Regions from separate parts of the Mus musculus genome. Here region 2 is linked to region 1. Evidence: chromatin contacts called from ENCODE Hi-C data. All regions are on one chromosome and are shown on one strand. The core of a region is the stretch at or near the end of the contact, and the rest is flanking DNA. Distances in the headings are between cores, read along the strand shown. Region 1 overlaps Cish (cytokine inducible SH2-containing protein). Region 2 holds the start of Trex1 (three prime repair exonuclease 1).

Evidence for each region. A loop is a pair of places that touch in the nucleus more often than their neighbours do.
Region 2: a loop to region 1 is called in a map of T-helper 17 cell, with 5 times the contacts of the local background. The contact joins the promoter of Trex1 here to the enhancer-like site in region 1. A Hi-C loop is called at or near these places in 2 of 37 maps with a recorded cell type or tissue (T-helper 17 cell and regulatory T cell).

The regions. Positions count from the first base shown.
Region 1 is chr9:107,301,692-107,308,497 of GRCm38, reverse strand. Cish (cytokine inducible SH2-containing protein) reads right to left here. Exons shown (of 3, transcript NM_009895.4): 3 at 5,714-6,806. Among named protein-coding and RNA genes, the nearest start is that of Cish, 8.4 kb to the right of the region's middle. Within about 2 kb of position 5,162, at least 1 of the 3 ENCODE cell types and tissues checked has a DNase peak (open chromatin) inside an H3K27ac peak, as active enhancers do.
Region 2 is chr9:109,054,224-109,061,307 of GRCm38, reverse strand. It overlaps Trex1 (three prime repair exonuclease 1), which reads left to right and starts at 2,057. Exons shown (of 2, transcript NM_001012236.1): 1 at 2,057-2,119; 2 at 2,380-3,376. The coding sequence starts at 2,387. The coding sequence ends at 3,331. Atrip (ATR interacting protein) reads left to right here. Exons shown (of 13, transcript NM_172774.3): 10 at 107-198; 11 at 599-679; 12 at 796-1,045; 13 at 1,400-1,561. The coding sequence ends at 1,467. It overlaps Atrip-trex1 (Atrip-Trex1 readthrough), which reads left to right. Exons shown (of 14, transcript NR_153412.1): 10 at 107-198; 11 at 599-679; 12 at 796-1,045; 13 at 1,400-2,119; 14 at 2,380-3,375. It overlaps Shisa5 (shisa family member 5), which reads right to left. Exons shown (of 6, transcript NM_025858.3): 4 at 5,215-5,330; 5 at 4,803-5,021; 6 at 3,516-4,658. The coding sequence ends at 4,600.

The sequences.
Region 1 (6,806 bases), core at 3,913-6,412:
TCATTCTGCTAGCCCGGTACCTAGAGCTCCTTCCCACAGAGAACCGGATGAGGCCTTCATCAGAATATATCCAGAGGCACAGGCCAGGGGACAGTAAGGCTGGTTTTCAGTGGTGAAGGGGATGAGAGCCCACATTCTGGGGCCTTGAGAGAATGTGACACCCACACTATGAATTCTGCGGTGATGTCACTTGGCTTGCCTAGACCCGAACAAATCATCCCTCTGAGATCCCCTGAGGTCCCCAGCATGCCGGGTGGGTGATGGAGCTGGGAGTGGGGGTGGGGGGTGACAGGCCTCGATGCGTGAGCAGAGAACGAGTGCATATGCTCTCAAGGTCAGCTGGGCCTCTCCTCTGGGTGTCTCCTACCCACTCCACCTCTGATCTGGCACCGAGCCTGCCTGCTCGCCTGGGACCTGCCCGAGCGAGCACATTGAGCAAGCAGTTCCTCAGAAGCATGGAAAGCTATTTGGTTTAAAATTAACTCCCCCGCGCACCCTCCCACCCGCCCTCCTCAGAGTTCTTGGAAGAGGCGCTCTGCTCTTCCTGGGAAGAGGTCTCTAGCCACAGCTGCTATGAATCTGGCAAAAACACCTCACCCAGGGTGGGGGCAGAGCTGCCCACACCAGGCCTTCTCTGCCCTCCATGAGCACCCACAGGTAACCTGCTGGTACCCAGGAGAGAGACTAGGGATGGTCAAGTTGTTGGATGGGGGGCGCTGTTGTCTCCAAAGCCCACACCTCCCAATCCTGAGACTGACTAACTGACTGGCTGTCTCCAAGTGAAAAGGTACAGGGCTCGCAGACCTAGCCTGGGCACCTCTCGGGTAAGATCCCACCCCCGGCAAATGGATCCCACAGACAGTGAACTCAGAGAACGTCATCGAGAATGTGTGTCTCCAGAAGATAAGAACGGCCAGCTCAGAGTCACCCGGCTATGTCTGTCAAAGCTGAGCCTACCCAGTCCATGCCAGGCTGATGATGGCAGGATCCCAGGGGCACAAGCACCCAAGTGCCAGGGTTAACAGTACACCCTTCCAGGAGGTCTCACCCTATGGCCCCTCCACCATCTCAGACAACCTAGGGGACCATCTTCATCTGAATAGGCCTTCCTGTCTCTGAGCTTTGAGGAAAAGTTTCCTGAGGACCTGTCTCCTCTATGGCTCCTCCTCCCAAACTGTTCCTTGGAAGGAGCTGAAGAAAGCAAAAGAATGTTGGCCAAGGGGAAAGGTCAGCACTGCGGGCACTCAAGCATGTGCGCACACGCACACACACATGCACTGACACACACACACACACACACACATGCACTGACACACACACACACACACATGCACTGACACACACACACACACATGCACTGACACACACACATGCACTGACACACACACATGCACTGACACACATGCACTGACACACACACATGCACTGGCACACACACACATGCACTGACACACACACATGCACTGACACACACACACATGCACTGACACACAAACATGCACTGATACACACACACACATGCACTGACACACACACACATGCACTGACACACACACACATGCACTGACACACACACATGCACTGACACGCACACACACACATGCACTGACACACATACACATGCACTGACACACACACATGCACTGACACACACACACACACATGCACTGACACACATGCACTGATACACACACACACATGCACTGACACACATACACATGCACTGACACACACACACATGCACTGACACACACACACATGCACTGATACACACACACACACATGCACTGACACACACACACATGCACTGACACACACACATGCACTGATACACACACACACACATGTACTGACACGCACACATGCACTGACAGACACACACACATGCACTGATACACACACACACACATGCACTGACATACGCACACGCACACACATATACTGACACACACACATGCACTCACATACACACACACACATGCACTCTGATGTGCTCAATGGGGAGAGTTCAATGCTTCTCAGAAAGAGGCTGAGAGCTGTGGGGCACTTAGAACATAGCCTTGCCTAACACAGGAACCAAAATCTGTATCTCTGGTGGAAAGGGAGCCCATGTCTGGTGACAGGAAAAGTCTGGTCTAGTTTGTTGGTGTCAGGGCTGGGGAAATCCCCAGAGCAGGGTTCTGCCCTTGGAAAACATTTGCTAGATGTCATGCCCCCTTCAACCACACCGTCGGAATATCTTTGAGGACAGTAAATTCCTATGTGGGTGGAGCAGTCCTGGAGGGCTGCCTGGAGGAGCTGTAGTAGGCCCACATTTCCCCAGCCGTCAGAGCCTATCCGCTGCACCCCGGGCTCTGCTTGCTTCAGCTAGTCTTGGGTTTGGAGACCACTGCCTTTCCACTGAGCAGACAGCCTTGGCTTCCTTCTGCCCTCAGCCTGCTGCATCTCTCGCTGCTAGATGAGTATCGGCTTCCGAGTACTTGGCTCTCCCCCAGAGCCAGGCCCGGGCAATCTCCACTCACCCTCTGGTCTGCAGTCTGGCCAGAATGAACCCTCCAGGGACCACCTCTAGCTCGTGTCCCAGACATGGATCCCTATCCTGCTGCCCTACAGTGACCACTGGGGTGCCCCCAGTTGGCTGACTGTGCTGCCCCACTAAGCCAAAGAGGGGTGGGGAAGTCAAGTATGAGTCTGCTTTCGATTAAAACTGGTCTAACAGGTCGGTGTGAAAAGGTTGCTCTGGCCTGCCCAGGCTTTCCTTTCTAAATGCAGACAGCCTCAGTGAGGTGGGGGATGGGGGTCAGTGCCCTATGCACCCCAGATCTTCCTGCCTGCTGGGCTTGCTCTCAGGAGCCAGACCCCTGGCCCTTCGCTCCACCCCAGACACAGGATAGGAGGTTTCCTTCTGACAGGGAAGACAGCAAGTCATGGCTTTAGCTTCATTCGGATGCCTTGGTCTAGCAGGATCTGCTCAGACAGCAAGTTAAATGCTGGACTTAGGTTCTGAGGCCCTTGGGACCAAGGGGATGTTATTTTAACTCAGCGATCTTAAATGACACATCCTAGCAAGACTCTGGCCAGTTCGACCTGCTGACAAGAGACGGCTTAGTGGCATCTGTCCCCAAACCATTCCAGGGGCCCTTGTGAGTCCAGAGAGGGGCACCATGTAGGGCCACGCTTCAAATCTACCTTCCTGTGGCTGGGCAGAATCATCCAGGGCCAGCATGACCTTTAGAGAGCCCTACTGAACACCTCTATCCTCTGGCCTCTGACTCTTGGCAGACTAAGGCTTTGGCAGGTGAGTCTTCAGAGACAGGGTAGAGCAGTGGTTACTCGAATAAAGTCTAGAGACAAGGCTAATGACCCCAGCTAGTCTTTGCCTCTCACTAAGCCAGTGGTTCTCAATTTCCTTAAAGCGGTGACCCTTTAATACAGTTCCTCATGTTATGGTGACCCCCTCAACCATAAAATGACTGTTTTTTTTTTTTTTGTTTTTTTGTTTTTTTTTGGTTTTTCGAGACAGGGTTTCTCTGTATAGCGCTGGCTGTCCTGGAACTCACTTTGTAGACCAGGCTGGCCTCGAACTCAGAAATCCGCCTGCCTCTGCCTCCCGAGTGCTGGGATTAAAGGCATGCACTACCATGCCTGGCATAAAATGACTTTGGTTGTTTCATAGCTGTAATTTTGCTAGTTTTGAGTTGTAATGTAAATATCTGTGTTTTCTGATGGTTTTAGGTGACCTTTGTGAAAGGGTTGTTCAACTCCTGAAGGGGGTCACGACCCACAGGTTGAGAACCACTTGTTCTAAGCCCTAACCAGCTGAAAACAGGGACAACCTCTATTAGTGTGCAGGGCTGAAGTGAGAATTATTGGGAGTGAACCACACCCAAAGTTATCACCCTTGCCTCCAGTTTCCTATGGCACCCCACCCCACTCAGTTCCACACCTTCGAACCTTCTCACTGGGCCACAGGCTTTGAAGCCCTCATGGAGCCATCGATGAAGAATCCTTTAGAAATGGGAGCATCAGAACTCAGCACAGCCCCACTAGAGTCTGTGATGCTCCACCAGTCAGAACAAAAATCAGCCATGGCCCCCTTTGCCCTCCCCACTCCATCCTGGAATCCAGGGCTGTCTCTGCCTTAAAGTCATTGTCCCGGTGGTCCCTGTGTTTGGGACAGCACTTCCCCACGGCCTCTATACGACCAACCCCTGCTCTCTGTTCTGAATGCCAGGTTCACCACCACCCCACTCAACACCTTCCCGGACCCTTTGCTGCAGGGTAACCCCACACCTAAACCCACTCTCCCTGCCTTTGCTTTCTTTACCTACTCAAGACGTGCCTATCGGTTAACTTGTTCACCATCTTTCCTGCAGTAGCCACAAGCCCCAGGAGAATAGGGCCATATTTATCTTGTTCTCTCCTGTGTCCCCAGGGCCTTGATGGGAATCTGGCTCAGTTAGTAGCCAAAGAGCACACGTGTGAAGGGACTCAGTTGGCAAAGGGTTATGATTAATTACTGTTTGGATTTTGTGTGGGGGTCCAGTATGCCCACTCAATGGCTCACCCTCCCTCCCTAGCTAGTGACAGCACATGGTTGTCCTTTTTAGTAGCCCAGGACCATCCAGGGGTGGTTACACCTGGCAGCTGGCTTCTCTTCTACCGTTAGGCTTGAGTCTGGGGTCCAATGGACATGTTTTCTGGTCTCCCTACCCCAGGCAGGCATTTTGATTCCTCTCCTATAAAGACTGAGATGTCAGTGTCTGGCAGCCCTTTCTCAGAAAAGCGCTAGACTCTGGTTTGAGACGAGTCAGGGATGGCCCATGGCCAGGCCTGCGGCTCCAGAGCTTTCAGTGATCAGAGATGCGGTGGATACAAAAATTGTCCAAGCAGCCACCCAGTTGCCTATCCCCATCTCATGGGTCAGCCCGGGACAGAGGGTCAGTTAGGGTGAGTGCTGCTCTGTGCTCCACTCTCTGAACTCCCTGAGCTAGCCCCTGCTCCTGGTATTTGAACATAGGGTAGTATCTGGACCCCAACCGCAGGGAGTAGAGTCTTCACTGAGTGCCTTGTGTGAAGAGTGGGGTTTTCTGTACTTTCTTTAGTTTCAGTAGCTGAGTCGTGGCAGCAGATGCAGAGAGCCAGTCTCTGCCCCCTACGTGCCCACGACTTTCCTACTAAATGACTCAAGAGCTGGGGGGTTGGGTATGTGTGGGGAAACAGTAGGGATTACCTCACACCTTTTAGGAACCACACAAAGGCTGAGATCAAAGCTGAAGAAAGGCCCCACCAAGGCCATGGTGACACTTGGACAAGGTACACTAGTGGGCCCCACAGGCAGCAAAGGTTTTACCAGCTGCCACCAGCAGTGGGGACAGTGTCAGGCTGAGGAGATAGGCTTGAACACTCCTCACAGCTTCTAAAAATACCATCCTTCCTTCATCTACCTCCTTACTCTAACCCAATGCCATTCCTTACAAAAAAAAAGTAGAATTACTTTTCGTGCATACGTTTGTGTGCATGTAGGTGCACAGAGACCTGGAAGACCCACTTGTTCCTCTGGAGCTGGGAACACCGATTCTCTGAAAGAATAGCAAGCGCTCTTAACTGAGCCGTCTTTCTAGCCCCTACAATGTAATTCCTAGTCTTTGTCACCACTGTCCTTGTCCCCAGTCCAGGCCCTTCCTGACTCTGGTTGTTTATTTATTTTTTTAGTCTCTTCCTTATCAAGATGCCATTCCTTACAGCTTCCGTCTCTCAGGCCACTATTATTGGCCTCTTTTAACTTTCGACTTGGTCTGAGGACTAGGAACCCATTCTGAATTGTCTCTAAAACACGATGTAAAAGGCTAGGAGCACAGTTTGGAGGAACTTTGCTGTGACACCCTCATACTTCAGCAGGATCCCAGCAGCCTACATATTCCCGAGTCAGACCTTCAACCCTGGACAAGGTTTTCATTTTCCTTGTATTTCTGATGTTCAAGATCTCGACTAAGAGAAGAGTCCTCTTGACTCCAAACGGCCTGAGCCAGAATTTTGACACTACCAGACCTGACCCTACCAGCTCATTGGTCACTATCCCTGACTCAACTGATCTACCCACTGCCCAGGAAGAGGCCTGTCAGGTCCATGTCCGGGATCCTCATGGCACTTCAGTACACTTTTATCCACTGTACTTTCTCCTTGCAAGGCCGGCCTGAGTTCTGTGGCTCCTCTTGGCAAGTTACTGCCCTCCGTGCCCACTTGTACTTTGAATGGACCCTTCCTTTTGGGCTTGTAGATCCTCTGCTGCCTGCTTCTCACATATCCACAGCACAATGGATAGCACCCCAGAAGGCATGCCAATGGGCGTTCACCCCTTGTCTCTCATCTCCCAAGGGGAACAGGACGAAGGCCCCTCCCCCGCCCCGCAGCCCTCTGGCAAAGCCTATGGAGTCATTGAAGTTTTGGCTTTTCCAGATGTGACGTGGATCGAGACACGAGAATCAAAGAGGTCAAACCACGCGAAACTCCAGACACCCCACTGAAGGCTTCATAAGTGGAAGGCATACTTTTATTATCATTACAGAAAAAAATCAGTGGAAGAAAAACTCCCAAACTGGTTCTTGTGTTCTAACACTTGTTTTCTAAAGTCTTGTTAGGTGTGTATGTATTTCTCCCTCTCTCACGTGCAGGCAACTTCCTAGGCAGGAAACGGACACAAGGGAGCTACATCTGCGGCCCTTGGATAAGCATCCACTTCCCGACCCAGCACACGCCCCTCGGCAGGGGGGTGAGGTGGGGCACAACATAGAGAAGCCAGCTCT
Region 2 (7,084 bases), core at 808-3,307, 1.8 Mb before region 1:
GTTCCAGGACAGCCAGGGCTATAAAGAGAAACCCTGTCTCGAAAAACCAAAAATTTAAAAAAGAAAAGAAAAGGGGGTCCCTGAGTGAGGCCTGCATCCTTTTCAGAAGGCTGCCTTCTCCTGAGGCTGTACATGTACATCACATCAAGGCCTGACAGAACGGCCTCAGAGACACAGTGGCTTCAGCTGGAACAAGAGGTAAGACTCAGACACTGCTCACCCTTCACTCCCACCCCCCGAGAGCCCAGAGTCTCCTTCCCTTGTGGGAAAGTGGGAGCTACAATTCCTTTTTTGCCAGTTTGTCAAACAGCAACGGGTAAAATGTAGGGGTTCCTCACAGGGATTCAATACAAGCACATCCTGGGTTATAGTGGTGCTCAGCAGAGCTGCCTGGGCTTTGGGGGCCCCGATCCTGGTCCTGGAAGCAGTAAGCTGTTGGTGAGATTCAAGTCTGAAAGCCTGAGACTACCACTACTTGTACCCCACTTGTGCAGGCAAGCAGTTGTAGACGTAGCTAGAGCACCTTAGAAATGCCCGCCAAAGCCCTGTGACAACCGTCTGTTCTACATGGGATGGGTACTATCTCTTCTTGTTCCAGGTAGTATGGCTCTTGGCCAAGCTGAGTGTACAGAGCCCTGCCCCCGCTGGCATTGGTTCTGACTGTCACTGCAATGTAGAGGTGAGTGGCCAGAGACCAGCATCATGGATGCTCAGTTAGTTAAGAGCAATCCTGTTGATCTTGAAGTGGTGAGGTGAGTAAGTCTCTGGACCTCAGGCTGTGCCCTCTCACCCTAGGCAGTCAGAGCGCTCACTGTGATGTTGCACAGGCAATGGCTGACGGTGCGGCGGGCAGGAGGTCCAAGGACCCACCAGCAGAAGCAGACGATACGCTGTCTGCGGGACACTGTGCTGCTGCTGCATAGCCTATCTCAGAAGGACAAGCTCTTCACTGTGCACTGTGTCGAGGTCCTGCATCAGTACGACCAGGTGATGCCAGGGGTCAGCATGCTGATTCGAGCCCTTCCTGATGTGACTGACTGTGAAGGTAAGCTAGCACGACACTGTCCTAGCCTTCGTGTGCCTCTGTCAGACTCCTTTCCATGAGTCTCCCCTTGCCTCCAGAGCCATTCCTGGCACATGGGTATTACCTTCCTGCTCTGGGTCTTTGAGTATGACAGGTTCCCATTTGATGGTGTCTATTGAATTGGCCTCGCTGAGCCATGGTTTTCCACAAAGATCTGTCCGAATTGCCTTTGTGTCACTTTTGCTCACAGTCGCTGAGGGAGCAAAGCCTGTGCATAGAAGGGACTGGTTGGTTCCTGTGACGCTAGGGAGCATGGGGGCCTCCAAGCCCCCACGCTGTCGAGTTAACCTCAGACCCCTCTTCCTTTTGGCTCAGAGGCTGCCCTGGATGACCTCTGTGCTGCGGAGACTGATTTGGAAGACTCTGAGATGGACTGTAACTGAGGGCCTGAGCATCCAGCCACAAGGTGGCGCCAGCTCCCACCGCCGTCTTTGCCATATCCACTGATTAAAACTGCACTTCCTGCTGAGAACACAAGCTTTGTTTCCTGAGTCCGATTTGTGTGGCTGAGAGGGAGGGACAGGGCAGACCAAGAATTGATGAGATGACTCCTGCTGGAGTTGAGATGGCCCCCATGGTAACTGATCTGCCCTGAGGAAAAACCCTGCCCCTCTTCGGGAATTACCCTGAGTCATAGCTTTGGGCGGGGGCCGTGGTGGGGGCAGGGGTACGTTTGTGGCCAAGGAGGCAGCCCTTTTTAGGAAGGCCTGGATCAAGGACTGGGGGAAAGACAAGAAAAGGCAGAGGCTCACGGGCACATTTGAATCCTAGAGACAACCCAGTTTGAGTTGTCAGTGTTGGGGCAGTAGTCCATTTTACCAGCCAGCAGGATCACAGATATGGATCTAGGAAGGCCTTTGGGGTGCTTGGGGAGGGAGGGAGGAGCGTCAGCACGAGGGCCAGGCCTGGCAGGCTAACAGCAGGGCGGGCCCTGTTCAGGAGGCAGGCCTATGGGTGGACCCAGGCAGTTTTACTTCCTCAGCCACACTGCTGCCAGCAGCAGACCCAGCGGAGTGCCTTGCTGCCTGCTTCTCGGTAAGTGTGGAGTAAGGGTATGGGGTAAGGCAGAAGAGAATAGGGTTCCCTCACCCTGAAGGTAGTCAGCACTAGGGGAAGGGCCTCCCTCAAAAGGCAAATAAGTAGTGGATCCATCCCACTAGAACAACCCTGCCCTCCAGCTTCTAGTGGCCCTGGATAGTACCTGCTGAAGGGAAGGGCTGAGCTGCCTTTCTGCACCCCACCTCAGCCCACTTGAGACCTTCCTGCTGCTACTCATTACCCCATCTCCTCCCCAGGTTCAGCATGGGCTCACAGACCCTGCCCCATGGTCACATGCAGACCCTCATCTTCTTAGACCTGGAAGCCACTGGCCTGCCTTCGTCTCGGCCCGAAGTCACAGAGCTGTGCCTGCTGGCTGTCCACAGACGTGCTCTGGAGAACACTTCCATTTCTCAGGGACATCCACCTCCAGTGCCCAGACCGCCCCGTGTGGTGGACAAGCTCTCTCTGTGCATTGCTCCAGGGAAAGCCTGTAGCCCTGGGGCCAGTGAGATCACAGGTCTGAGCAAAGCTGAGCTGGAAGTACAGGGGCGTCAACGCTTCGATGACAACCTGGCCATCCTGCTCCGAGCCTTCCTGCAGCGCCAGCCACAGCCTTGCTGCCTTGTGGCACACAACGGTGACCGCTATGACTTTCCTCTGCTCCAGACAGAGCTTGCTAGGCTGAGCACTCCCAGTCCCCTAGATGGTACCTTCTGTGTGGACAGCATCGCTGCCCTAAAGGCCTTGGAACAAGCTAGCAGCCCCTCAGGGAATGGTTCGAGGAAAAGCTACAGCCTGGGCAGCATCTACACCCGCCTGTACTGGCAAGCACCGACAGACTCACATACTGCTGAAGGTGATGTTCTAACCCTGCTCAGCATCTGTCAGTGGAAGCCACAGGCCCTACTGCAGTGGGTGGACGAACATGCCCGGCCCTTTAGCACCGTCAAGCCCATGTACGGCACTCCGGCTACCACTGGAACAACCAACCTAAGGCCACATGCTGCCACAGCTACTACACCCCTGGCCACAGCCAATGGAAGTCCCAGCAATGGCAGGAGCAGGCGACCTAAGAGTCCTCCTCCAGAGAAGGTCCCAGAAGCCCCATCACAGGAGGGGCTGCTGGCCCCACTGAGCCTGCTGACCCTCCTGACCTTGGCAATAGCCACTCTGTATGGACTCTTCCTGGCCTCACCTGGGCAGTAAGTCAAGAGGGGAAATATGATGAATAAAGACTTCCATAGCACTGACTGCTTGCCGCCTCTGCTTCTCAGCCTGGGCCTCTGGCCATGCTCAGGCCCTAGGGATGAGGTACAGTCCCTCTCTCCTGCTCTCTTAGCAGGACAATCAAACCTGTTAGGCTAATTAACAGAGGGAAGAAACAAGTTCAAGAAGTAGACAGAAATAGTTTTTGGTGTAGAGCCAAGGCCAGCTGCCTAGGCGCTGAAGAAAGGGGAAGCGGGTCCAATGTTGCATTTATTAGAAATGAGGGTGCGGAGTCTGAATGCTCAGAAACACCAATCAACACAAAGCTAAAACAGCCAGTGAAACAGGAACCAACAGGGAATATGGAGGTATTCACATCTGGGCCGGAGATACCACCTAGGCCCTCCACCCCACCTTTGGTCCAGATAACCCATTGGCCTTGGTGTCCCTGCTACTGGGACAAACTGGACTGTGGTACAGGAGTCAGGTATTTCTATGAAGATGGTGTCAAGGGAAACTGACAGTCGGAGGTCAGGTTGTCTGTCCTCCAGGAACCAGGGATTTCAACCTCACACCAATTATCACACATCTGGAGACAGAAAACAGGCAAAATGTTTGGCTAACAGTAAAAAGACAGTGCAGGGAGAAACCAGAGTGTGTAGTAGACAGACCGAGGTCCCTGGCCTGGGAGCAGGAGCCAAGCCAGCAAAGGTAGGAAAATTCCCCCAGTGGAGCCTGAATAGTGAACACATGTGGCCCTCTATACAGCCCCGGGAAGGACAGTGACATCCAGACAGACAGCTGATGGAGAGTGTATGGTGTTCTGCCTGGTGTGACCCCCTGCCACTGAGTCCCCTTGTCACCTGGTGTCACCCCCAGCCACCTGCCTCACTGCCAATGCAGCCAAACCCTGGGAATAAAGGCCTAGCAGCAGCTAGCTGGTTACCCCCCAAAGCCTGCTCTGTACCCGCAAAAAGCTTGCTCTCCTAAGTATGACAGGCCATGGCTGGTCACCTTGGGGTGACGTGGGAAATACCTCCTACCTTATTGTTTTTAATTTGCTTGAAATTTCAGAAAGTACAATTTCAAGTGAGGAAGAAAACAGGTTGGTCCCGACCCACACTGGTAAGACTTGCGCCTACCTGGTCAACAGCAGAGGAAGCCACATGTCTAGACAAGGCACACACACCACAGACAGCAGTAAAGAACTCTGCGTATCACTCACTCACACACGACATAAATGGCAGCCAAAGAGGCTGGGGGCAGGTTCAGGGAATTGTCTTTAGGGAATCCATGTAGGTCGGGTTGTATGGAGGCTGGCTGGCTCCTGGAAGGAGAAAGGACATGGGTTAGCTGTGGGGACACTGGGCTGCAACGCAAGTGGGCAGGCAAGCCAGGAGGAAAGGACCCGAGGAGCAGAGGCATGAGTTGGGGGACCATGCAGGTTTACTGAATCCACAGTGATACTTACCAGCCAAGGACTCATGGTAGGGTGGCGGCCCTGTGGGCTGGGCCAGGTAGGGTGGTGGGTACTGCGTTGGGTAGGGTGCTGCTGGCATTCCTGGCTGGGGGGGCATGGGATGGTAGCCCTGGTATGTTGGTCCAGGATAGCTGGGGGCCACAGGTTGAGGTTGAGGCTGAGGGTAAGGGGCATGAACCACGGTAGTAGTTGTGGTGTTGGTCACGACAGCTGCAACGAGAATCCTGATTAGTTAAAATCTTACAGCTCCCTAGGCCAGAAGAGGCCAAGCCTGCCCCTCCCGCTTAGTCAAAACAGGTTCCTGGTTATCAACCCTTTCCCGCTCTGGTATCGGCACGGGTGGACCGAGTTGGTAAACTCTGGTATCGGCATGGGTGAACCAAGTCGGTAAAGGCAGGCTTACGGCGTTGGGGGCAGCACATCTTATACAGACAGCAGCAGGAGCAGGTGAAGCAGATGATGATAGTGGCAATAAACACCACAAAGATGGTCACGCCAATGGCGACGGTCGCTCCGAACCTGCCAAAGAGCCAGTGTAACCACCTTTCACCATGACCGGCCACCCTCACATCACCTGTTCCCAGGGGACCCCTTTTGGCAAAAGACTCTTAAGAAACTCCCCAGTTGTTTGGTATAAGTCCATTTCAGCCTCAGATTCCTCATGTATACAACAGGGCTGCTCTTTGAGAATTTATGTAAAGCCACCCGCACCACACACACACACACCCCTACCCCAGGCGGGCATCCTGTACCCACCTACCCACACACCTGGTCTCTCCCTACCAAGCAACCATATGGCTGTCAAGCATATGCCACAAGCCAGGCAAGATGGGATCCGAGTCAAGACAGGCTGCCACATGCTGAGGAACTGCAGCTCATACAGGCTGTGTGATATCCCAGGCTATCCCGTGGTTAACAAGCATAGCTCCATCCCAGGGAGGCTAGATGGGAGGCGGCTGTGCTCTTTGGAAGAGGCCTCCCTGCCCAACCTGGGCACCCATAGAATAGAGGGTCTGCCCTTTGACAGCACACAGCATAGACTGGCAGATCACCCAAATTACTGCCAATAGCACACCGAGCCCCCAACTTTTTTTCCCATGGTCCCAGGGCCCAGGCTGTATGCTAATAGAAGACAAATGTCTGGCAACTGCAACAGGCAAATTCAAAACCTAAGTCCAGGGCTCTACCCCTCTGAGATCAGAGAAGAAGGACATAAGTGCCACCCCACCCTACCATGAGGCTCGGAGTTCAGGGGAGCGCCAGAGCCTTAGCAGGGCCTCTTGGCCAAGGGACAGACTCCCCCACGCTTCAGGCTTCCAAAAGGAGCCTTCACCAAGACAAGACCATGAGACCATAGATGTCTCCACAGCAATCAGAGACAGGAAAAGGCAAAAAAAAAAAAAAAAAAAAAAAACACATTCGCATGGTCCGTTGCATGCAGTGGAAGGTTCAGTATTTCTCTGCCTCTCTCTAGAATGTGCCTGCTCACCCCATGTTAGCCTCCGCCTTCACTCAAGGGGCTCCTGCAGCCCAGGACTTCCCCTCTTTTCATCAGAGGCCACTCAGTTTCAATCTCCTCCCCTTTCAAAGAAAAGGAAATCGAATCTTATCCCTTAGTCTTCCCCATTCCTGACGTCAGCAGCAGGAAGGACAGACTCACCGGGCTGTAGCCACCCTCTTAAAGACACAGCACGACTCAAACACCATGCTCAGCACCAGCTGCCAGGCAGGCACTGACAAGGGCTGGAAGGGGAAGCAGAGGCCCCAGGGGTGACACTTTCCCAGCCCTGTGTTCCCAGGCCTCTAAAAGAAGGCTAGCCCCAGCCTCTAAGCTATTCTGCCCACCTGACCCACTCCCCAGAAGCCTGCCTAGGCAGGGCAGGACCCTGGTTCTGGCTGACACAGAAGCAGATGCCTGCAGTGGTTCCTGCCTCTGCTCCCAAGCCACAACATAACCCTGCCAGGTCTGATCACGTTTCCCCGGTGGGTGCTGTCTCTAGTGCCTGAGGCTCCCCCAGCCCCTAGGACCACAGGGAGCTGTTTCATAGTCACTGGTGACAGTGTGTGTACCTACCTTCCTGTGCATATAGAGTAAGTATAGTTAACAATTAAAACCAAGGGTTTGCCTAACCAGGCAGTAAAACTTATAAAAAAAAAAAAATTTAGTATGGTGTGCGACCACACAGGTAATGCCTGAAATCAGGAGGCTGTTGAGGCAGGAGGATTAAGAGTTCGGGCCAATGTGAACAACATAGTGAATTCTAGGCAGGCCT